3 separate regions of the Homo sapiens genome follow, and all the other regions are linked to region 1. Evidence: chromatin loops called from intact Hi-C (ENCODE). Cell type or tissue: dorsolateral prefrontal cortex. All regions are shown on one strand.

The links. A loop is a pair of places that touch in the nucleus more often than their neighbours do. Peaks named below come from ENCODE experiments on the same cell type or tissue, not always from the same donor. Only the 100,000 strongest peaks of a DNase experiment are listed, where the experiment ranks them.
Region 2: it touches region 1 in a loop (3.0-fold over the local background); 20 of 110 quality-filtered maps call a loop at or near these places.
Region 3: it touches region 1 in a loop (4-fold over the local background); 9 of 110 quality-filtered maps call a loop at or near these places.

What each region holds. Positions count from the first base shown.
Region 1 is chr17:30,090,234-30,098,233 of GRCh38, reverse strand. EFCAB5 (EF-hand calcium binding domain 5) reads right to left here. Exons shown (of 23, transcript NM_198529.4): 20 at 7,560-7,813; 21 at 6,077-6,363; 22 at 5,298-5,394. Among named protein-coding and RNA genes, the nearest start is that of NSRP1, 23 kb to the left of the region's middle. In dorsolateral prefrontal cortex, CTCF peaks have their summits at 2,162, 2,373, 4,317 and 4,520 (motif pointing right); a DNase peak (open chromatin) is centred at 4,518.
Region 2 is chr17:29,575,981-29,583,980 of GRCh38, reverse strand. GIT1 (GIT ArfGAP 1) reads left to right here. Exons shown (of 20, transcript NM_014030.4): 2 at 365-498; 3 at 944-1,056; 4 at 1,178-1,283; 5 at 1,837-2,054; 6 at 2,145-2,239; 7 at 2,601-2,643; 8 at 5,202-5,250; 9 at 5,610-5,682; 10 at 6,239-6,336; 11 at 6,734-6,845; 12 at 6,985-7,118; 13 at 7,307-7,459; 14 at 7,531-7,761; 15 at 7,850-7,903. It also overlaps a transcript of TP53I13 not described here. Among named protein-coding and RNA genes, the nearest start is that of GIT1, 9.7 kb to the left of the region's middle. In dorsolateral prefrontal cortex, CTCF peaks have their summits at 691, 942 and 3,487 (motif pointing left); DNase peaks (open chromatin) are centred at 990, 2,339, 3,480 and 5,920; H3K4me3 peaks cover 2,706 bases; H3K27ac peaks cover 6,888 bases.
Region 3 is chr17:29,610,225-29,618,224 of GRCh38, reverse strand. ANKRD13B (ankyrin repeat domain 13B) reads right to left here. Exons shown (of 15, transcript NM_152345.5): 8 at 7,459-7,540; 9 at 6,582-6,646; 10 at 6,219-6,349; 11 at 5,952-6,109; 12 at 5,671-5,823; 13 at 5,410-5,573; 14 at 5,262-5,338; 15 at 3,464-4,871. The coding sequence ends at 4,643. CORO6 (coronin 6) reads left to right here. Exons shown (of 11, transcript NM_032854.4): 6 at 606-725; 7 at 1,183-1,287; 8 at 1,378-1,523; 9 at 1,889-1,946; 10 at 2,050-2,280; 11 at 2,368-3,463. The coding sequence ends at 2,493. Among named protein-coding and RNA genes, the nearest start is that of CORO6, 8.7 kb to the left of the region's middle. RefSeq lists silencers at 2,501-2,550, 2,430-2,643, 3,091-3,160, 4,489-4,598, 4,759-4,988 and enhancers at 2,222-3,085, 3,951-4,814. In dorsolateral prefrontal cortex, CTCF peaks have their summits at 70 (motif pointing right), 913 (motif pointing left), 2,507, 4,647 (motif pointing right) and 1 weaker place; DNase peaks (open chromatin) are centred at 84, 944, 2,564 and 4,684; H3K4me3 peaks cover 5,052 bases; H3K27ac peaks cover 5,572 bases.

The DNA of each region.
Region 1 (8,000 bases):
CCTGGGTATGGTGGCTCACGTCTGTAATCCCAGCACTTTGGGAGGCTGAGGTGGGAGAATCCCTTGAGGTCAGGAGTTCAAGACTAGCCTGGTAATATAGTGAGACCCCCACCTCTACAAAAAATAAAAAAATTAGTTGGGTGTGGTGGCACGTGCCTATAGTCCCAGCTACTTGGAAACCTGAGCCCAGAGGATTGCTTGAGCCAGGGAGGTCGAGGCTGCAGTGAGCTGTGATTGTGGCACTGCACTCCAGCCTGAGTGATAGAGGGGGGCCCTGTCTCAAAACACAAAACAAAACAAAAACAGAGGAACTGAGATCTCTAGAAGAGATGGCTTTGGGAAAAGAAAATAAATTAGAACTAATAAATTACCTGATAGAACTGTCTTATGGGAGAGACAAATGGAAGGGGTGGGAATTATCAAGAAGTACAAATAAAACTAAGAAAGTTTAAAAATAAAAGACAATTATTTACTTCAGGAAAAACAAAAAAAATGAGGAATCAAAATATGCTACAATCCTCAGCTGTGTATAATATTTGCATAGGCAAAATCATGTAAACATTGCATCTTTAACCCCAAATTATAAATATAACTACATTGGGAGGATGGGGTAAGAGAATGGTGGTATAACAGAACAAAATCTTCATTTATAATCAGAGGAAATTGACTGATAAGGTTTAAAATTGATGAATCAAAAGACAGCAATATGTGCATAACAGAAATAGATGTGCAAATGCCAAGAAGAAACAGTGAAAGAACAAAACATGGTTGCCCCTGGCGAGGGGGACTGAAGAGTATGAAAGAGAAGATATGGGCTAGTGACTCTTTTTAGGCTTTTAGTTCTATGTGACCTTTTCAATTACTTTAATAAAAAATTTAAAGCCAGCTCAGTGGCTCACGCCTGTAATCCCAGCACTTTGGGAGGCCGAGGGGGCGGATCATCTGAGCTCAGGAGTTTGAGACCAGTCTGACCAAGACGGAGAAAGCCTGCCTCTACTAAAAATACAAAATTAGCTGGGCAGGGTGGCACATGCCTGTAATCCCAGCTACTCGGGAGGCTGAGGCAGGAGAATCGCTTGAACCTGGGAGGCAGAGGTTGCGGTGAGCCGAGATCGCGCCACTGCACTTCAGCCTGGGCAACAAGAGCGAAACTCCATCTCAAAAAAAAAAAAATATATATATATGTATATGTATATGTATATGTATATGTATATGTATATGTATATGTATATGTATATGTATATGTATATAATTGTGACCGGGGTGGTGGCTCATGCCTGTAACCCCAGCACTTTGGGAGCCATGGCAGGTGGATCACCTGAGGTCAGGAGTTCGAGACCAGCCTGGTCAACATGGTGCAACCCCGTCTCTACTAAAAATACAAAAATTAGCCAAGCGTGGTGGCACGTGCCTGTAATCCCAGCTACTGGGGAGGCTGAGGCAGGAGAATCTCTTGAACCCGGGAGTCAGAGGTTGCAGTGAGCTGAGATTGGGCCACTGCATTCCAACCTGGGTGACAGAGCAAGACTCCATCTCAAAAAAAAAAAAAAAAAAAATATATATATATATATATATATATATGCTTTCAGGATAAAAGACAGTTTTAACAGCCACTAAAATTTTAAACAATGAGTGTCAAATTAAATAGAAAAATGTTCTTATTAAACCAAGTTTTTTTTCTAGAGACGGTATCCACTATGTTGCCCAGGCTGGAGTGCAGTGCTATTCACAGGCACCATCATTGTGCACCATAGTCTTGAACTTCTGGCCCCAAGCAATCCTTGTGCCTCAGCTTCCCAAGTAGCTGGGACCACAGGTGCATGCCACCATGCTCCACGTCTCATCAAGCTCATTTTTAAAAGTCTTTAATCAGATATCAAAGTAGCAGTAATGTTATCTATACATGTAAAACTGTATTTAGTTGTTCCTCTTAATAACTACTGTTAGAAAATTTCAAAATTTAAATCACAAGAAGTGATAAGAAACATAAAGAGAATGGCTGGTTTGATTGTCTTTTTTCCTCTGAATAACTTGGAACTGAAAAGCAGGGGGTTTGCATGCATGGGAAATAGGTCAAACATCCAGGCCTGAGATCTTTACCCAGAACAGAGTGTTATACCCTTCTCTTGTGCATTGTATGAGTACTTGTCTAATATCATAACTCGTAACTAAAAGGCATTTTTAAGGGGCTCTTGCCAGGACAAAGGAAATCTGTTCTCAAGCTGAACTGATATCTCCTCCTCCATGGCCTAAAATCTGTGAGCAACTTGTAAATAAATGGTGCACTCTTAGCTCTCTATTAAACCCAAGTCTAGCTGCGATGGCAAGTTTTTTCCTTAAGAGGGAGCCAACAATTCCCATTCAAGATGACTAAGTCCAAAAAGACTGCAGAGAACTGTAATTGAATCCAAACCAATGTTAGCATACAGAAGGTTTAAATGAATAGGACAGAACAATGTTCTTGGTGTCTGGTTGTCCATTTTGGCTTGACCCATTTCAAAGAAAAAGGCATGTCCTCAGAGTTGCAGATTCAGTGCTGTTTCCTACTTGTTATTTCTGGATTGTCGGTAGAATCATTCTACCAAGGTTCCTGTCAGGTCCTTAGCTGTGCAGTGGGGAGTTAAGGAATGAGTCATGTTCCATTTTTGTAATGGAGTTGCAGGGAGCGTGGCACCTATGAGAGCCACCATGATGGCAGCAGTAGCAATTAGGGAAGGATCTCCCAGGGAAGGCGAATCTTGAAGATAAAAGTTAATTAGGACTGTGAGTCCAGCAGTCCTCCCCTGAAGGCACCTTCCTTCATTGTCACCCTTAGAGGATCATGGTGTCATTTTATTGAGGAAGCTGGTGGGTTTCTTTATAAATGGTGACAGCACTGAGCCTCTGGCTGCTTTGACAGAGTTGGAGCTCTGGGACCCCTGTAGGAGAAGTGGAGGGCCGGGGGCACTCCTGCCAAGACCAATGTCTGTGGACTTGTAAACACTTGGATTTAGGGGAGGAGGTATGGTCACTTGGCAGAGACCCAGGTTCTACACAGAAAAGTGATTCTGGTTATACTTGCAATAGGGGACAGCTCTTCTTGCCTCTGGGTCTAAGAACATTTCCAAACAGGCAACATCTGTCTAAAATTCCTGGGAGGGAGACATGCAGCAGTTATGGGGCATCCTGAACGACCAGGTGAGGCTGGCAGCAGAGGTCCCAAGTGGAGTGGGGAGAATAGGTCCTTGAGAGGGTGGTCACGTCATGAATCTCCAGGTAGAAAAGACCAACTACTAGGAGTATCTTAGGCAAAGTGACAGAGAATAGTAGGCTATTGATGTACTACTGCAAACACAGCTGTCTGGGAGTGCTCACTGGAGTCAGAGGGTCCCCCACAGGGAAGTATGTCAGCAGCACTCACCTGCAATGGCACAGTCTTGGGAGGCCAGGCCTGCCCAACAAAGCTACCCAATGTTACTTCACAGATGACTGGCTCAATCTAAAGGCAAGACACAGCTGCCTAGAGTTTCATCAGAATAAAAAAAGTATCTCCTTTTTGTTGTTGTTGTTTTTGAGACAGGATCTCATTCTGTTGCCCAGGCTGGAGTGCAGTGGCATGATCACATTTCACAGCAGCCTCAACCTCCTGGGCTCAAGTGATCTCCCACCTCAGCCTCCTGAGTAGCTGGGATTACAGGCGTGCACCACCACACCCAGTTATTTTTTTTTTTTTTTTTTTTTTTTTTTGGAGAGACAAGATTTTGCCATGTTGTCCACGCTAGTCTCCAACTTCTGGGCTCAAGCAATCTGCCCACGTTGGCCTCCCAAAGTGTCGGGATTACAGGTGTGAGTCACTGTGCCTGGCCAAAAATACCCTTTTCTTTCTTTTTAAAAAAATTATTATTATACTGTAAGTTTTAGGGCACATGTGCACAACATGCAGGTTTGTTACATAGGTATACATGTGCCATGTTTGTTTGCTGCACCCATCAACTCGTCATTTACATTAGGAAATACTCTTTTCCTGAACTAGGATGAAGTGGGGGTGAGAGTTGGCAGCGGAAGCCCTAAGAAAGTATGGACACATTACCAGTCCTAATTCTGCCCTTTTGGTAAAATAATAGTTTGGAAGGCGTGGTGGGTTAGGAGCTATGCTATATAGTCCAGCAGTCTCTGCCTGTCACAGGCTGAACCTACAGGTATTATTGGTGACATTTCATTCTGGGTAGATTCGTGGAGTAGGGCCCTTACTTAAAGCTGCTAGGCCAGGTAAACTTCCAGCAGCAGATTGCCCTGCCTGAAGACTCCTCTCCTTCTGGCACAAACAGAAAGGCACCCCGAAGAATTCCTCTCCCTTCCCCTAAGCTGGAAGCTTAGAATTTCCTGATATAACTGCATCTGAAGGAGAGAGGGTTGGTATCTGGGTGACCTACGAACTTTCTTGATTGCTGCGGAGACTGTGGTTAACACTAAAGGCTTGGCGGTGGTGATTGGGGAGCCTATGGGCTATTTTCTGGCTGAGTCGGGCTCCGTTAACTGCAATTAATATTTCTTCCACCAGAGGGCACTATTGGAAAGCAGAAAGTGGTGGGTAGCGTTGGTGGTCAAGGCTTCTCAGGAATAAGCTAGGATAGTTCCCCGTTAATCCAGAAACTCTTCTGCGTTGGTCTAGAGCCTCCACAGATAGTAGGAGAGCGGGAAGAGGAGGAAAGGGATAGATTTAGTGAGCAATTTCTACAGAGCCATTTTCCCAATTATGATTACTTTTCATAACAAAGAAAAAAACAAACTATAAATGAATTCCTCATCACAGCCTGAGGCCTCTGGTGGGAGAATACAGGTCAGTGGAGGACCTTGGGCCTCTGTTTGTATATTTACTCTCATATGTGGCCTATTCCCTGTGGCCAAACAGCTAATCGTCTTCTCCAACCTGAGAGCCTCGCTGCTCTCCATTCTTGGTGATTCTCCTCCTTGAAAAAGTCTATTATTTTCTTTGGTTATTTATTAAGCTAAAGATAGCCTTTTTGCTTAAAATTTCCATTCTCATTGCAGCCCCATTTGCATTTTTAAAAATAAATAATGCACATGTAGTCAATAAGTGGGAGATAGATGTGCTTTTGAATTCTCAAAATGTGGCATAGACAATGACTTTGGGGAATGATGCAATAGATTACATAGTGTCCCTCCTCTTAGAAGACTTATAACTATTTTCTCCTAAAAACTGAATTTATGACCCACTTGCTTTATCCTAATAAAAATCACAACTGTGTTTTATTGCTGTTGGCATAGATTTAGGCTGTAATTAAGTGGAAATTTACCTCTGATATATTCATCAATAAGCTGTACATTAACTTCCACATGCTTGGCAGTTGGATCAAAGGCACAAATATTGTTGACTAAATATTTGTTAACATACTGTGAACAAACAACAAGAGAAAATTTATGGGATCACCAGGAAGCAGAAATACAGTGCCCAGTTCAACAGCTTACATAATTCCATTTATATAGATTTTAAAATAGGCAAAACCAATCAATGGTGTTAGAAGTGAAGATGATGGTTACCCATGGCCGGGTGTGGTGGCTCACGCCTGTAATCCCAGCACTTTGAGAAGCCCAGGTGGGAGGACCACCTGAGGTCAGGAGTTCGAGACCAGCCTGGCTAACATGGTGAAACCCAGTTTCAACTAAAAATACAGAAAATTAGCTGGGCGTGGTGGCGGGCACCTGTAATCCCAGCTACTCGAGAGGCTGAGGCAGGAGAATTGCTTGAACCCAGGAGGTGGAGGTTGCAGTGAGCCGAGATAGCGCCATCGCACTCCAGCCTGGGCAACAAGAGTGAAACTCCGTCTCAAAAAAAAGATGATGGTTACCCTTGGGGTGGGTGGGGTGAAGGGATGATGAGGAAGGGTACAAAGGAGAGCTTTTGGGATTCCATAAATGCTCTATTTCTTGATCTAGGTCTGGTTACGTGAACGTGTTCCACTCAGTAAAAATTCTTGCATTTGTACCCTTATGATTTATGCAATTATGATTTGTACAGTTAAATTTGTTTAGGCGATTCTTCAATTTAAAAGGTGCTTTTTAAAAAAAAACTTACAAATTTACACTTATCCCAACTTCCAAAGTCACTTGAAAATTCCAACTCTGGATGAAAGAACAAGATAACCGCCTTCAGGATGTCACGCACTAGTTTCACGTTGGCTTCCAACTCCATAGATTTGCTGTCTTGAGGAGAATTTGGCTCTGTTACAAGAGTATGGTCATAGAGCAACAGTGACACAAATTCCATGGAATTGAGTAGTTGGATGCTTTCCTGTAGCTCGAGCAGCATGATTCGGAAGAAGAGAATTCCTGCCCGCTGGACTTCCCTGACATTTTCAATCTCTGGAATAACAAAATGATAGCTCACATTGCTGTTCAGTCTAATGTACATTGCTGTACATTACTTTTTCATAGGATTCTGAACATATTATAGTAAATGTTTTTGTCAAGAAAAAGCAGACCATAGCCTTTGGTTTTAAACAATCTCAGTTTCTTTAGCCATGAAATCAAAAGAAAGCAATGAAATTACTCCCGGTGAAGCTCATAGGAAGAGGCTTTGAGAAAAGGCAAAAACTTGGGTTTTAGAGTTAGACCCTGGTTTGAACACACGCTGTCACCCTTATTAGTCTATTGTCTCTCTGAATATCCTTTTCCTCTTCTGTGAAAATGGGCTTAATCCCTACTTCCTTGGTTAGCTGTGAGAATTAGAGAAGATGATATATGTAAAAGTGCTTAGTTACAGGCGTTACACATAGTGAACACTTAGGAGACATGAAATTTCTCCTTTCTTCTTATCCCACTCTATGACATAGTTACAAATCTTTTGGCTCAATCCCACATAGTGTTACTCTGCTAATTCTATTCACTTCATTCTAGGAAGCCAAAGGTTTCCAGGCCTTCTTCCTCCCTCCCTCTCTCCAGCTGGCATTGCGCTGAGAGTAGCCTAGTGGATGTGGAATCACAAAAACTAAAGTCTAATCCTGGCTCTCCCACCAGCTTGCTATTGGACCTTAGATAATCCACTTTACTTTTGCAGTCTTTAGCATCTTTATCTGTAAAACGAGATGTTCTGATTACTTAATGCTGTATAACATAGTGGGAAGAGCACCCAAATCTAGGTTCAAATCCAGCCCTCACCATTTCTTAACTGTGTGACTGGGGGCAATTTGCTTACTTTCCTCACCTGTAAGTGGGGTATCACTATTCATCTCATAGGGTTATGGCAAGGATTGAATGAAATAATATCTGAAGCACATAATGGGGGTATTTAATACATGCTAGTTCTAGCTTGCCTTTATGAGCCCTTCCAGCTCTAAAACTGTAGGAATCTAACCATGAGAATGTGATTCCAGGCTGTTTCCTTTAATTTGTAGACATTACTCGTCAGCGCAAGACTGCATAAGGGAATTCCTTTTATATGAAAAGATGTGTATGTTGTAACAATTCATTTTAGAAAGTGCATATTTCATTGCACTCCCTGTGATTTCCCCAAAACCTATTAAACCTGTGAATTTAGACTGATGCCACATGAACGATACCTAAGATATATTTTTTCTTTATCTCTCCAGAGAACTCGCCAAGTATTTCATAGCAGGCCACTTGGACCACTTTCATCATTTTCTGTAGATCTTTATATTCTTGACACAACAACATCCTATTTTGGCCGATGTTAAAATCGAGGACTCCCAGAGCCTCTCCTGTTCTCTCACGAAGTGGAACTACTATATGCGTTTCTCCACAGGCAGAAGCCAGAACAACTTCTGAACTGTCAGTACATTTAAAGAGGAAATCTCTGAAATCAAAACCAAATAAGCACAAGGATATTAAACATCTGTCTGTTCACATCATTCCACCAAAACATATTGAATTACTCTCTTGTGCCTACCTCACTTCCACCATGCCAGCCCTTCTTGCTGTTTCATCTGCCTGGAGCATTCTAGCCCTTGATTTCACATGGCTGTCTGTTTGCTCACTCATGT
Region 2 (8,000 bases), 510 kb after region 1:
GGGATCCCTTCCTCCCTTCGGGACGGGCTGGGGCAGAGACCTCGTTTCCTGGGAAAAGGCTGAGAGACTGGTAGCAGTGGCTGCAGGGCAGGAAACTGTGCCTGCTGAATGGGCCCTGGGGACTGCATATCCCAGAGGGGTAAGGATGTAGGAAAGGGCATGGCTCTGTCAGCCCCCAGCTGTGAGCTCTTGGGGAGATCCCTCACTGGTAACCTGGCCGTAGTGATGGTCCCAGCTCCTAGGCTGTTGGAGACTGAGTGAGTGAATGTGTGGAGAGTACTAGGCTTGGCACGGGCCAGAGCAGGTGCTCAGGAGGTCTGGCCCATCATCTGGCTCCGGCTGACCCTTGCCCTCACCCTGGCAGACCCTGGCTGGGCATCCATCAGCAGGGGTGTGCTGGTGTGTGACGAGTGCTGCAGCGTGCACCGGAGCCTGGGACGCCACATCTCCATTGTCAAGCACCTTCGCCACAGCGCCTGGCCTCCCACGCTGCTGCAGGTACAGGGCTCAGTCGGGTGGTTCTTCCTTCCCCTCAGGCAGAGTGTGCTGAGCATGAGGGCGTTTCCCCCTCACCCACATACACCCCCATCTGGAATCTGCAGCTTCCAAGGGGCAGCACCCCCCTAGGGCAGAGGCTAATCCTGACCCTTTCCTCCCATCTACTCACTTCATGCAGAAGAGTAGCTCACACCCCTGCTCTGCCACTTATCAACGTGGTCGTGTAGCATTGAGCAAGTTGCTTCACCTCTCTGAGCCTTGGCACACTCATGGGATCTGTGTCTTTGGGCAGCTGGACTAGATGGAGGTGTGGTGGTGCGGGCACACAGTAGGCCCCCTTGGTACCGTTTCCAGCTACGCCAGCCACAGCAGGCGCTCAGGAAGTGTTTCCCCCATTGCTTAGCACGCAGTGGGCACTCTCTCACTTGGCATCTCTTCCCTGCAGATGGTGCACACGCTTGCCAGCAACGGGGCCAACTCCATCTGGGAGCACTCCCTGCTGGACCCCGCACAAGTGCAGAGCGGCCGGCGTAAAGCCAACCCCCAAGACAAAGTCCAGTGAGTGGGGCTGGAGGGGTGGTGGGCAGAGACTGCGCAGTCCGGGACAGGGCCCTGGGAGGTGGCAAGGTGACCACCCTCTCCCACCATGCTCCCCATTCCTCCTGTGTGCCCCATGCAGCCCCATCAAGTCAGAGTTCATCAGGGCCAAGTACCAGATGCTGGCATTTGTGCACAAGCTTCCCTGCCGGGACGATGATGGAGTCACCGCCAAAGACCTCAGCAAGGTTTGAGGGGCCCTACAACAGATGGGTGGCCCCCTCCTCTTCTTCCCATCCACGACTCTCTGAAGGCCTCTCCTTTGTCCCCACTGAGCCCTGGGCCCCAAAGGCAGCCAGGTCAGGGTAACAGTAGACAGGGTGGAGAGAGCAGATTGTTGGGTCAGGCCGTGTGTGGCTGAGGCTCCCCAGCAACCAAGTAGACACACAAGGCTAGAAGCCCACAGCTGCCACTCAGAAGCTGGGAAAACCTGGGGGTAGTTGCTTAGCCACTCATAGCCTCAGTTTACTCATCTGTAAAATGGGAAAGAAATAACAGCATCTACTTCATAAATAGTATCTAAGCAGGGCACACAGCACACGTGGTAGATGGTGACTGACGGCAGCGTTTATTAATTGGCATTAACCCCTAGCGGGAAGCCTCTGTCCTCCCGACATAGTCTGGTTTGGGCAGGCCTCCTTGGAGCTGCTAGGTGTCCCAGGGGCAGCCAGGGTGCAGCTTGTGGGTGGGGAGGTGCGCCTCACGCACATGCGTATTCACTGCACACTCTGCTCCTCTTAGCAACTACACTCGAGCGTGCGGACAGGCAACCTGGAGACATGTCTGCGCCTGCTCTCCCTGGGTGCCCAGGCCAACTTCTTCCACCCAGAGAAGGGCACCACACCTCTGCACGTGGCTGCCAAGGCAGGACAGACACTGCAGGCCGAGCTGCTTGTAGTGTATGGGGCTGACCCTGGCTCCCCTGATGTTAATGGCCGCACACCCATTGACTATGCCAGGTGAGGGTCGGCTGAAGGGTGCAGTGTGGGTGGGTGGGGGTGTGGGTGAGGGCTGCTGCTGCAGGTCTGAGCCATACCCCCTCCTCACAGGCAGGCGGGGCACCATGAGCTGGCGGAAAGGCTGGTTGAGTGCCAATATGAGCTCACTGACCGGCTGGCCTTCTACCTCTGTGGACGCAAGCCGGGTGAGCAGAGCTTGGGGGGCGCCTGGCTGTGACAGGCCTGGCTGGGGCTGGGCAGGTGGGACCTGGACGCACCCGGCAGCAGGTGCCATGGTGACAGAGCGGCTGGGGAGCAATGTTGCTAGGCAACTGGCTCCTGTGAAATTACTGCAGGCTCTGGGCCATAGCATCGCTGGGGCTAGGGAGTGGGGGTGGGCATCCTGCATCCTCCCACGAGCTCCCAGCATTCTTGGGGGTGGCCTGCCCTCCCCACTTTCCCCTGACACTTCTGGGTGCCAGCCCTGCTCATGGCAGTGAGGTGGGCTCCCAGCTGCTGAGGCCACCCAGCACTAGTGAGTGACTTGGCATTTTTATTTTTGTTCAGATCACAAGAATGGGCATTACATCATCCCACAGATGGCTGACAGGTGAGTGCCCACCTGATGCCCCTTTCCAGAGGCTGTTGGATGCCATGTGGGTGGCTGACCCCCAGAGCTCCCAGCCCAGGTTTCAGAGGCCTAGGACCCTGCTCCCTCCCCCCAGAGACTAGAGGCACAGCTTAGTCCTCAGTCCCTAATGCTGGGCCCCAAGGCAGGTAAAAAATGTCAGCTCCATATGTGGCCCGCATAGCCTGAGCCCCGTGACTGTCAAGTACATGGAGGGCTTGGGTGTGAGAAGCTACCTGTGGGCCGGGCGCGGTGGCTCACGCCTGTAATCCCAGCACTTTGGGAGGCCGAGGCGGGCGGATCACCTGAGGTCGGGAGTTCAAGACTAGCCTGGCCAACATGGAGAAACCCCGTCTCTACCAAAAATACAAAATTAGCCAGGCGTGGTGGCGCATGCCTGTATCTCAGCTACTCGGGAGGCTGAGACAGGAGAATCGCTTGAACACAGGAGGTAGAGGTTGCGGTGAGCCGAGAGCACGCCATTGCACTCCAGCCTGAGCAACAAGAGCAAAACTCCAAACTCCGTCTCAAAAAAAAAAAAAAGAAAAAGAAACAGAAGCTACCTCCGGCTGGGAGGGTGGGCCACTGGGTTCTGTCCCAGTGGCACCGACCCCACTGTCTTTAGAGAAGCCTCTGCTCTTCGCTGAAAAGATGGGTGGGCTTCAGGGATGTGACTAACTTTGTGACTGCTGGCTAGGCCTCTAGCGTGCTCAGAATTAGGCACGTGCGCTGAGGCTGGTTGAATGAGGTGTTTCTGCTTCCGTCTGAGAGGCAGTGTGGGACACCCCCTGCCACTCACCCAGCACATAAGATGGATGCTGGTGCCACCTGGTGGCCACCTCTGATGGCCATGTCCTCATGCCAGGCTGTGCCTGCTGGCCTGGATCTGGAGAGAGGAGGTGCTCTCCTCCCCAAGGGCCTGTGTGGGCAGATGGGCATAACCAGGCCTGGGCGACTCAGATCCTAAACCCAGACCTCTTCCAGACCCCAAGGCTCCTACTTCTATGGTCTGATTCTACCTGGGTTGTGTGTGCATGCGTGCATGTGTATGGTAAATACACCCAAATATGGGCTCCATTCAACAGCACATTAACTGAGCACCTTCCCGGAGCCAGCTACTGCTCTTGGCACTGGGAGCACAGAGGCAGCTGAGACACAATCCCTGCCCTTAAGGAGCTCACAATCTAGCTGGGGAGGCAGCCTAGCCAGGTGATTCTAGTCCTCATGGGGGAGTGCAGCAAGAGAGGCAGAGGCATGGAGGGTAGAAATGCTGCATGGGAATGGAGGCAGCCCCCGGGCTGGAGCACAGCATGGGAGGCAGGGAACCCTACAAGCAAGACTGGGATAGAGACGAGCTGGAGAATGAGCAGCCCCGAGAGCATCAGCAGGAGCAGTGACCATCCCGAGAGCGGAGAGTTCCAGGCACAGAAGTGTGAAGTCATCTCTGCTGCTTACTGGCTGTGTGACTTGCAGGCTGCTTGACCTCTCTGAGCCTTGGTTATCTCTCCTGGAAATGGAGATGACAGCATCTATTTTTCAGGGAGGAGAGGATTAGATAAGAATGTATGCAAAATGTTTAGCCTTTTTTTTTTTTTAAGAGTTGGGGTCTCGCTCTGTTGCCCAGGCTGGAGTGCGGTGGCTTGATCATAGCTTACCACAGCCTCAAACGATCCTCCTACCATAGCCTCTTGAGTAGCTGGGACTACAGGCACATGCCACCGTGCTCAGCTAATTTTTAAATTGCTTTTGTATCTCTGTGTTGCCCAGGCTGGTCTCCACCTCCTGGCCTCAAGCGAACCTCCCACCTTGGCCTCCCAAAGTGCTAGGATTACAGGTGTGAGCCACTGTGCCCGTCCCTAGGGTATTCTGATGAAGTATGTTTGGAGTGTGCCATATGCACCTGTTATCACTGCAGTGCCTTAAGGCAAGGGGTAGTGCAGCCAGGTGTATCCAAAAAATCACCCTGGCTGCTGGGTGGAACAGGATTGTAGGGACAAAACTAGAAGGAGGGAGATTAAGAAACTTACAAAGCCCAGGCAACAGGTGATTGAGGAACCTGGGGAGCTTCACTAGGACTGGAGGGTGAGGGAGGCTTCAGGTGACTGCCAGGTGGCTGACACTGGTGGTGGACAAACAGGTCACTGAGAGGAAGAGCAAGCCAGAGGAGGAGGGGTGGGGGACGCGGTGAGATGAATTCAGCTTTGTCCCTTCTGGGCCGGGTGTGCGTGGAGATGGGTCTGGGCCTGATGTGAAAAGGCGTGTGCTGCCCTGCTCCTGGGTAACTGCCGCCTCTGTCCTGTTCTTCCCTCTGCTGCCTTCCTCTGGACTTAGATCTCGGCAAAAGTGCATGTCTCAGAGGTATATGGTGCCTGCCGGGGCAGCAGGCCTGAAGGTGGGGTAGGGCGGGGAGGCATTTGGTGTGCAGCATCTGGGGTGCCATCTCCCCGGGATCCCTGCATGTTGGGGAGGTTGCTGGCATGGGCCTGGCCACCTCTCAGGTCTCTCCTCTCCTCCCAATTCCCATCTCCCTCTGCCCTCAGCCTTGACTTATCCGAATTGGCCAAAGCTGCTAAGAAGAAGCTGCAGGCGGTAAGTCTGCTCCAACAGTGCCCTGACACTTGAAGCTGGCCCCTCTCTGATCCCCCACCCTCTGCTCTTGCTTCCTCTGCCTCTGACTCGATGACCTTTTCCAAGTCTTTGACCTGTCCCCTCACTGGCCTCAGCAGTCCCCTCTCCCTGACCTCCCTACAAGGGGATGGACTGGTCCCTTCTCTCCCACCTTGGAGTTTGGAACATGATCCCTTTCCACTTTCCCATTCTGAGACTGTAGGGGCTGGGCAGCACAAGGAAGGCCACCGGTTCCCCAAGGCTCACAACATGCTGGGGAGCTGGCCTTGGCACTGGGAGCCGATGCATCTGACAACATCTGGGCCCCTCTCTTCCTCCAGCTCAGCAACCGGCTTTTTGAGGAACTCGCCATGGACGTGTATGACGAGGTGGATCGAAGAGAAAATGATGCAGGTGAGTCAGGGAGCAGGAGTGTCTGGCGTGGAGGACCCGAGCGGCCCAGGCATGGGTCTCTGGTCCTTTACTGGGCTAAGAAGGGGTGCCTGGGGTTGGGGCTGCTCAGAGGCCTGCAGATGAGCCCCTGCTGGCTGTGAGCCTGCCTGGGCAGCATCCCAGGCTGGGTAGAGTGCTGAGGGGGAGGCGGCTAGCGTGCTCCTCCCCCAGCCTCAGACTGGGGCTCCTCTTGCTCTGGCAGCCTCCCACTTTGGCTGTCTCCCTGGTACCGCTCCACCCCCCTGCATCACTCCTTCCTGGCCACAGCCGGATTCCAGCCCAAACTCTGGGTTTGGATGAGTGGCACTGGCCTTGTTCCATTTGTCTGTCCCCAGCCGGCCACGCCCAGCCTTGCCCTGGCCCGGCCTAGCTCTGCGTGCCCAAAGACCACCCCTGTTCTGAACACCAGTGCTCAGTAGGCGTGGGGGCAGCTAGGAAGGCTGGGCTCAGTGCTTCCCCACCCCCACCTTGGGGGCCTGGCCACCGTGGCTGATCTGCTCCTGTCCGTCCCCTACAGTGTGGCTGGCTACCCAAAACCACAGCACTCTGGTGACAGAGCGCAGTGCCGTGCCCTTCCTGCCTGTTAACCCGGAATACTCAGCCACGCGGAATCAGGTGAGGGGGCTGGATTGGGGGCCTGGGGTGGTCTACTTCATCCCCGCGGTCCCTCCTCATCCGGCAGTGGGCTGGGGCCTGAGCCAGCTCTCCAGCATTTGCCAGGGCCTCCCTCAGGGCACAGCTGGCACTGGGATTTGGGAAGGTCAGGAGGCTGTTGTTTTGAGCACTTGGGGAGCAGCTCCGGTGGGTGTTCCGGCCTCTGCTCAGGCACCCTACTCTATCATACCCTGCCACGGGTGGCCTTGGCTGCTGACTAGCCAGGTGAAGCTAGGCTGGGACGCTTTAGCTGGGGTTAAATTAAATGGCAGAGCCATGCCTTGCTACTTGGTCCCTGCCGTCCTGCGTCAGTCATAAGGGGTCCCCTGAAGCCAGCCTGGCCCTTTCTGCCTTGCAGGGGCGACAAAAGCTGGCCCGCTTTAATGCCCGAGAGTTTGCCACCTTGATCATCGACATTCTCAGTGAGGCCAAGCGGAGACAGCAGGGCAAGAGCCTGAGCAGCCCCACAGGTGGGAGGGTTGTGTGGGAGGGTGTGGGAAGCAGGCGGGGCTCCAGGGGTCTTTCCTGCATGGCTCTCCCTGCCAGTGGTGACCTGAGAGATGGGTTGTGTGGTGGAGTGTGGCCTGAGTGACACTCCTGTGTCCTCAGACAACCTCGAGCTGTCTCTGCGGAGCCAGAGTGACCTCGACGACCAACACGACTACGACAGCGTGGCCTCTGACGAGGACACAGACCAGGAGCCCCTGCGCAGCACCGGCGCCACTCGGAGCAACCGGGCCCGGGTCTGAGTCCCACCCTCCTTCCCACTCCCCTGTGCCCTGACCCAGGCCTTCGCTGAGGCCCAGCTCTGTCCTCTTGTAGCCCAGGGGCCTGAGGGACAGGTGGGCTGCTCCTAGCCTCAATAACTGCCCCCTGCGGGTGTTGGCCTCCCTGCCCCCAGGTGCTGACCAGCTTAGGTCTCTCTCTGCAGAGCATGGACTCCTCGGACTTGTCTGACGGGGCTGTGACGCTGCAGGAGTACCTGGAGCTGAAGAAGGCCCTGGCTACATCGGAGGCAAAGGTGCAGCAGCTCATGAAGGTCAACAGTAGCCTGAGCGACGAGCTCCGGAGGCTGCAGCGAGAGGTGAGGGTGCAGCCTCGGTGGGAGGGGGAGCCCCAGGACTCCAGGGGGTTGACAGCACTTTGCACCCATAGATCCACAAGCTGCAGGCGGAGAACCTGCAGCTCCGGCAGCCTCCAGGGCCGGTGCCCACACCTCCACTCCCCAGTGAACGGGCGGAACACACACCCATGGCGCCAGGCGGGAGCACACACCGCAGGGATCGCCAGGCCTTTTCCATGTATGAACCTGGCTCTGCCCTGAAGCCCTTTGGGGGCCCCCCTGGGGACGAGCTCACTACGCGGCTGCAGCCTTTCCACAGCACTGTGAGTCACCTATGGGTCTCAAGGTGTGGGGAGATGGGTGGGGCTGCCGCAGGGTCCACCATGACGCTCGCTGTGCTAACATCCCCAGGAGCTAGAGGACGACGCCATCTATTCAGTGCACGTCCCTGCTGGCCTTTACCGGGTAAGCCTGGGGAAGGCGTGTCCATCTTAGCCAGTAGGTTCTGAGCCCCAGGGGGTTCTGGGCTCTGTGCTGAATTCGGGGCTTAAGATGATTAGAC
Region 3 (8,000 bases), 480 kb after region 1:
GCCGAGAGCGGTCGGGGCTGGCGCCGGGGCGCTCTAACCCACTAACCCGGCGAGCAGGAGCAAGCCCGGCCTCACGAGGGCGCCCGCCCGCTGCGGGCTGTCTTCACCGCAGACGGGAAGCTGCTCAGCACCGGCTTCAGCAGGATGAGTGAGCGGCAACTCGCGCTCTGGGACCCGGTAGGCCAGGCCGCGCCGGGCGCGCTAGCTCGCTCCTTCTCTGGGTCTGCCGGGAGCGCCTTCCCGGGCTGTGGCTGGCGCCCAAGAGGCCAGAGCGGAGCGGGGAGCTCCCATTCGGGAAAAGCCTCGCTGCGACTCCGGGGAGCCAGCAGACACCCCTGCTCTAGGGATCGGCCTTTGAGCGCGCTTAAGGGTTCGGGATCGGCTGAGAGCCGCGTGCCTCCTGCTCTCTCCAGGCCCGGATGCTCTCCAGGTCAGGGGCCAGACGTGGCCCCGCAGGAAGCTGAGTGCTTAGGCCCCATTTGTCTCTTCCCCGCATCCGCTCCTCCACCCCGGACACCCAAGTCAGCAAGCTGGTTGCTCATCCCTCCATGCTCCTCAGGGCAGGCAGCTGGGTGATGTCCCTCCCTGTCTCCCCCTCCCCCCAGGAGAGGTTTGCGGCCCACGAGGGGATGAGGCCCATGCGGGCCGTCTTCACGCGCCAGGGCCATATCTTCACCACGGGCTTCACCCGCATGAGCCAGCGAGAGCTGGGCCTGTGGGACCCGGTAACGCAGCTGGAGGCTTGGGGTGTGTGCCTCGGGGACTGGCATCACGGGAGAGTGGCCAGGCGCCCCCCACCCGCAGGGCATGCCCACCTGGACAGGACTGAAGGCTGCTGCCACCTCTGCAGCGCCTGCCATTCTCACACCCACCCCTCTGCCCAGTTTTGCTGCGTCGCGTGAAGGATCCTGCGCTGGCGCCCCCACCTGGTGATGCCGAGTCCCTGGGGGTGGTTTGCTGTGACTGCATGCGGCGCGCAGCGGGTATATGTGCAGGGGAGGAGGAGCTATGTGCGCAGGGGAGGAGGAGAGATGTGCCCAGGGGAGGGGCCTGCAACTCTGGTCACTAGAGGTTTGGGGCATAGGGTTTGGGAAGGCCAGGAAGCGTAAAGGGGCTTCTGGGGGTCCCGAAGTAGCACGGGAGGGTGGGGCAGGGCTGGTCACGCCTCCTGTGCTCGGGCAGAACAACTTCGAGGAGCCAGTGGCACTGCAGGAGATGGACACAAGCAACGGGGTCCTATTGCCCTTTTACGATCCCGACTCCAGCATCGTCTACCTGTGTGGCAAGGTGCTCACGGCCGGGCAGGGAGAACAGGGCACTGGATGGAGATGTGGAGGGCCTTGTCCGGGCGCGCCCCTGAACCGACTGATTTTGCAGGGCGACAGCAGCATTCGGTACTTTGAGATTACCGACGAGCCGCCTTTCGTGCACTACCTGAACACGTTCAGCAGCAAAGAGCCGCAGCGGGGCATGGGTTTCATGCCCAAAAGGGGACTGGATGTCAGCAAGTGTGAGATCGCCCGGTCAGCAGCCTTGGCCCCTCCTGAACACCTACCCGCCTCTGTCCCCCACTCATGTCGGGTCCTAGCCACGGGGCTTCCCCAGTAATGCAGTGCTTTGGAAAAGCGGGGCGGGGGGATAAGACAGCTCTGTTTCAGTGCCAGACCCACCGCTCACTAGCCTTACATTCTCAACTTCAGTTTCCTCATCTATAAGATGATGGTGAACACACCATCAGGGTGTTTTATTGCAGAACCAATAATGTGTGTAATGTGCAATATGCATGGTAGGCGCTGAGCAAGTGTTGGCCTCCAACCCCCTTGGTCTTAGACAGGAGAAGTTAAGGACGTGGAAGTCTGCGAGGGTGCTGAACCCTGCTCCCTTATAGGTTCTACAAGCTACACGAAAGAAAGTGTGAACCTATCATCATGACTGTGCCCCGCAAGGTGAGGGGCCGGGAGAAGGGTTGGGCAGGGCTACGAGGCGGAAGGGAGCGGAGCAAGCCCCGCACCCTCTCACGCAAGTCCTCCTGTCCACCCACCCCCGCAGTCAGACCTCTTCCAGGACGATCTGTACCCGGATACGCCAGGCCCGGAGCCGGCCCTAGAAGCGGACGAATGGCTATCCGGCCAGGACGCCGAACCCGTGCTCATTTCGCTGAGGGACGGCTATGTGCCCCCCAAGCACCGCGAGCTCCGGGTCACGAAGCGCAACATCCTGGACGTGCGCCCGCCCTCCGGCCCCCGCCGCAGCCAGTCGGCCAGCGACGCCCCCTTGTCGGTAAGATCGGCCCTGCTGCACTCTGGCCCAATCTACATCTCCCCCAACCGCCCCTATACGACACGGCCTCTCTGTCCTCCGCCCCAGCAGCAGCACACCCTGGAGACGCTGCTGGAAGAGATCAAGGCCCTCCGCGAGCGGGTGCAGGCCCAGGAGCAGCGCATCACGGCTCTGGAGAACATGCTGTGCGAGCTGGTGGACGGCACGGACTAGCCCCGCGCGCCAGGCAGGCGGAGCGGGGCGGGGCGCACAAGCTCGGCCCCGCCCCGGCTTTTAGTCCCGAACTCCGGACCCCGCCTTCTTGGGCTGGGCCCGGGGGCGGGACTGGGGAGGGAACTCCGCCCCTCGCGGGAGACCAGAACTCTTGGAGCTTAGGGGAGACCCACGTCGCTCCAGCGGAGGCTGGACTGCGAGCCTCGTCTGGGACTCGGCTGGAGCTGGCCTAGGGAGGCCTGGGGTAACCTGGGGGGCTCAGCAATGGTGCTGCACGGCGAGGTGGTGTCCCCCTTTGTCCTCCGCCCAGGGCAGGGAAAGTGCTTAGTATTAGCGTGATGCTTGGGGTTATTGGAGCCTGAGCTTGACCTCAAACGGGTGGCGATTTGATGGGTACCCCCAGGCTGGGGAAAATGACAGCGCTTCTCCTAATCAGCTCACTGGATTCCATCACCCTGAGCGGTAAACCAGATGGGCGTCACCCCAGTTCTGCAGACACATACACAACCCGTTTGCTGCAGAGCCGGACCCAGTGGCTACACCCACAGCGGTCTGTGGTAGAGAACTCTCTTCCTTCTTTCCACCGACAGGGGCGAGGGCTGCTTCCTCGCGGCAGCCCCCGCGAAGAAATCTCGAGAGAACTGGCATGAGGAGTTAGGTTCATCACAAATACACACACACTGCCCCCAACCCTCTGCCGTTGCCTCTCTCAGAAAAACAAGACGTACTGAATGAAATATTTTACTAAGCGTTCAGTCTGTGCCTCCTGCATGGGTGGGAGTGAGGGGAACGAGACCCCCAGCCTCTGCAAATGCTACCCCCAGGCTCCTGGGAGACCTGGCGATGCACTCCTGGGCTCAGGGTCCATCAGGCAGCCTCTTACCCTAGAGCTCTCTCCACTCTGAGGTTCAGAAGGACCCCAACCCACACCGTAGGCGTTCCCCCCAAGTAAAGTTAGGTAGCAAAAGCCTCCGGTATGAAGCCTCTTTTATTTGTGCCTCAGAATCAGTCTGGTGCCCCTGGCATCAGGGAAGGGGGTGGGAGGAACAGTTTCTCTTTGTTCTTTTCTTCCATCCCTCTTTGTGTCCCTTCTGAGCCTCACTGGCTGAGCCGGGAAGGCCAGTCCCAGACAGGCCCGGGACAAGGGTGTGCGGTGGGCCCCTGCCCCTGGCGGGGTCTGTGCTTCTCTGGGTGGGTGAGGTGGGGCAGGGGAGAGCCGGGGGTTAGCACCATTGGATGAAGGGTTTTAGAGTCAGTCTCCGTGTGGGGGCAAGTGGGATGTACAACCACAGAGGCTAGCAGCAGCTGGTGGGAAGGGGTGGGGGTGGCGCCAGGGCCCTGGGCGAGCCCTTTGTGTCCAGTCTACTTGGGTCTAGTGCTTACCCCAGCCCAATATGCTCCCCACTCTCCGAGGCACCATGAGGGAGTCAGGGCTTGCACAGGCCAGGGGGCTACGTTGGACACACTCCCTGATCACAAAAAAAAAAAAAAAAAAATGTGCCTTGGGGGATGGGACTCCAACTTCTGGCTGCCCAAGGAGAAGCTGGAACCACCCTGAGACCCAGGACGGGTGTGGGGGCTGGGGGAGCCGGGTACCCCGCTAAGTGCACTTGACGCTGAAATGCCGGGGTGGGGGAGGGGCTGGGCCCTAGACGTGCTGGTTTGTGTCTGGAACAAAGCAGTGACACAGCACGCGGGGAGCTCAGCTGCCCCCCAGGAGTGAAGAGCAGAGATGCAAAGGCTTCAGGGGCAGTGTCCTGGAGTGGGGTTAGTGAACAGAAATGCGGACCGGCCAGAAGGAGCAAGGGATAGGGACAGCGCTCCTCTAAGGATTCATCTCCCCCTCAGGACCGCCTGGCTCCGCCCTAGGACAGGACAGATCTGAGCCCAGGGGAGCGGGTTGGGGAATCAGAATACAGCAAAGCAGGGGGACCAGGCCGTGCCAGTTGCCTCCAGGGCCCTGGCCTGGGAAGGTACCCCGCGGCCATGCCGAATCCCTCCCCGAACCGTGCCTGCTGTGCTGCTGCACCCGCGAGGCGGTGGCTCCAGTCTCCAGCCGCCGCTCTGCAGGCGCGCAGGCCGGGGTTTGTCTGGCTCCTGGCCCTGGGCGTGGCGCGCGTGGCGCTGGCGAGGGTCCCGGCAGGGGGCGCTACTGCTCGGTCAGTGAGAGCCTCAGGATGCGCTCCAGCTCCTCCTCCTCCTGGCGCGCGCGCCGCCGCCTCTCCTCCTGCTCCTGCGCCGACAGTTCCATCGCCAGCCGCAGCTGCTCGTCGTAGCTCCGGAACACGTGGCCGCCGGAACCTGGCCCTGAGCTGGGCCGAGGGCTGGGCACTGACGCCGGGGGCGCAGGCTGGCGCTGCGGCGTGGGCGGGGCGCTCCTGGGGGTGGGGAAGGAATGTCGCGGGCTCCCGGGCGCACCCACCCACCGGCCGGGGCCGGGACACGGCGTGGAGGCTCCAGGGCGGCCCGCGGCCACCACCCTCTAGTGGAGGCGGTCAGTCCCGCGGCGTCCTGGCCCCCACCTGGTCGTGGCGGAGCCCAGACCCTACCAAGTTCTCCCCGTCAATGCCTGGGGAGAGTCTGAACTCCGCGGTGAAGCCTGGATCCCTGACCCCTGCCTGCCGCCTCGGAGGCAGGAGTGGTGGCAGAAGCCATCCCGATACCAGGAGGGTCCCTGCCGAGGGCCCCGCGGGTTCTCCGGCTGTGTCCTGGCTTAGGGGAGACAGGATCCTCTCCGGAGGATTCTCTCCGGCCCAGCGGGCACTGACCTGTCCTGTCGGCGACCCTCGTAGGACATGGGGTGGGTGCCTGGCTTGCTGTTGGTTAGCGCCTCCCAGATGGTGACCTGCGGGGAGGCGTGGGCGTTAGCCGTGGCGGCGCGGAGTCCCGTGGCCCCGCGCGCCCGCGGAGACGCACCTGGTCATACTCACTGCCCGCCTCAAGCAGGCTCTGCTGGATGGCGAATTGCAGCAGGTCGTCGTCGTCGTCCCGGGTCGCCGCCTCCCGCTGGCCGCCCATCATGCTGTAGCCGCGCGGGGCCTCGAACAACGCTGGGGAGATCTCGCAGCCGCGGCAGGAGGCTGGGGGCGCGGGGGCTGGGTCAGGCACGGCCGGGCGCGCCCCTCCCACCCACCCCGGGGAGAGCCGAGGGGCAGGCGTTCTCGCGGGGGGCCTCACTCGTGGAGCTGGAGCTGCTGACGCTGGAGGAGTCGCTGCCTGGGGAAGGCGTCTCGCTGCTGGGGCTGCCTCGCACCGATGGCACCGGTTCGTCGCAGCCGTTGAGGTTCCCGAAGGTGATGCGGGCGTTGAGGATGTGGAAGATCGGGATTTCTGAGGATGAGGAAACCTTTAGGCGCCACCACTCAGCCCCTCACACCTCAGCCTCAGCCCCACCCCGACCTCATCTAAACCCCGGTCGGCCCGCCACGGGCTCAGGAGAAATGGCCGTGCGGTCTCACCAATCTTAACTGGGAAGCCAGGAGGCAGACGCAGGGTGATGAAGTCCCGGAGCTTGGCAAAAAGCGCATTGCTGACGGCCATGAGGTCAATGATGGGGGCCACCTGCTCACACAGGGACAGGGGATGCTCCTCACACAGCCACAGCTTGGCCTTGAACCTGCCCCCACCAGATCCCAAGGGGTAAGGGACACTGCAGGAAGCCATGGCCTCCCAGCATCTCCTGGAGCCCCGGCCCCCCACCTTCCCAGCACCGGCAGGGGCCTCACTTCTGTGTCTTGGTGGTCAGTTCCATGGGGCGGCCCATATCACGGTTGCCCAGCTCAAAGTTGGGGTTGAAGTATTCTTCTGCAGTGATGGCAGTGGGGTTGGCTTGGCTCAGAGTCTGAGTGATCAGGGTCTGTACCACATGGGGAGGGGCCCAGGAGCTCCCCTCAGTTCCTAATGCCAGGCCAACTCATTTGTTGTCACAAGGCCCCCAAGCTGTCCCCTCTGCCAGTGTGGCGCTGACATGGCCTTGGGCATTGTGGAAAGGAGGTCCACATAGGCCATGCTAAGCAGGACGCTTCCCAAGCCTCCTCCTGAGCCACATCCACATCCCTCCACTTACGGGTACCCCTGCACACACTCACCCCATTTTGGGGGCCCCCGTGCTGCTCAGCGATTCCCAGGAAGGACTGCAAAGGTGTCTTACAGCCTACAAGAAATGTGGCATCTCAGAGGACACCGCAACTCCACACACACCTGGGCACCTCATCAGAGGTGACAGCACCCAAGACCTAGGGAGGAGGCCGGTTCCTGGGGTGGGGCCTGCTCACCCAACCACATACTCAGGCACCTTCACCTGAAGGGGACTGAGTGCTTCAAGGACCAGGGGCCAGGGCCTCTGTGAGCACAGCTTAAAACACTAAAAGGAAGGCCTAGAGGTCAGAAGCAACTTCCAAAAGTGCTCCTCTCCAGCTCGGTGACCCTGGACAGTAAAACGCCTGCCCCGGCAGGCACTGTGGGGTGTGCATGTGCGTGTGTGTGTTTGCTTCAGGCACTTCCATAGGCATGATTTCATGTTGTTCCCCTGTGAGGTAGAAATTATGCTTTTTCACCTCGGACACGGTATCTGGTACCCAGAGAATCAGGTGTGGCATCAATGGGCATACAGAATCTGTGGCAAGGTCCCCTGACTTTCTACCTAGGATATGTCCCACTAGACTAGAATGGCCAATAAATGGCATACATGGCATTTCTCTCCTCTCCCAAATTCAACAGCAACATTAGTAATCACTTGCAGCATGGCTCTCCACTGAACCCAGATGAGTCCTTAGAAACTTCTTAGTACTCTAGGCAGCCACTACCCATCCTTAGGGCTTGGCACCTGAATTGAAATCTATCGGCCTGAATAAAGCATCCAGCCTCTTGCTAGGATGCCAGTGGGAATACTGATGGAAGCACTGAAGTGGGAGCTGGTTCCCGCAGTCCTGCAACACCTCTCCCCATCCAGCTCTGCCTCATTACCTTTGACCTTGCCCTTGTGCTGTTCTGAAAGATGTTCTGTCCGTGTGCGGGTGATGAGCTCCACGTTAGATGCCCCATACACCTGGGGACAGATGAAGAAAGGGCTCATAAGCAGTTCTGGTCTTACCCTGTGTCTTACCCCTAAGGGCACTGGGAACACTCCCTGTAGCAAAGGGTCCTGGAGAGACTCTGCTTCAGGCTTTTGGGTAAGTGAATATATGAGGTCATTCATTCATTCATTCATTCACTTATTCATTCAACAAACATTTTTTGAGGAGCCTTTATGTGCCAGGCATTGAGGTAGGCATCAGGGATACAGTAAACAAGCCAAACATGATCCCTGCCCTCCTGAGACTTACAATCTCTATAAGGAGACAATAAAATGGAGTTATAACAGCATGGTCCATGCACTGGTGGGGGTAGCACAGAGGCCTTCCCAGACTACAGAAGCAGGGGAGGCTTTCAGAGGAGATGCCACACACAAAACCCATGGCATTTGTTAGTTCCTGCTTTCATGTCGTGGGCAACATAGGGGTCCCAGA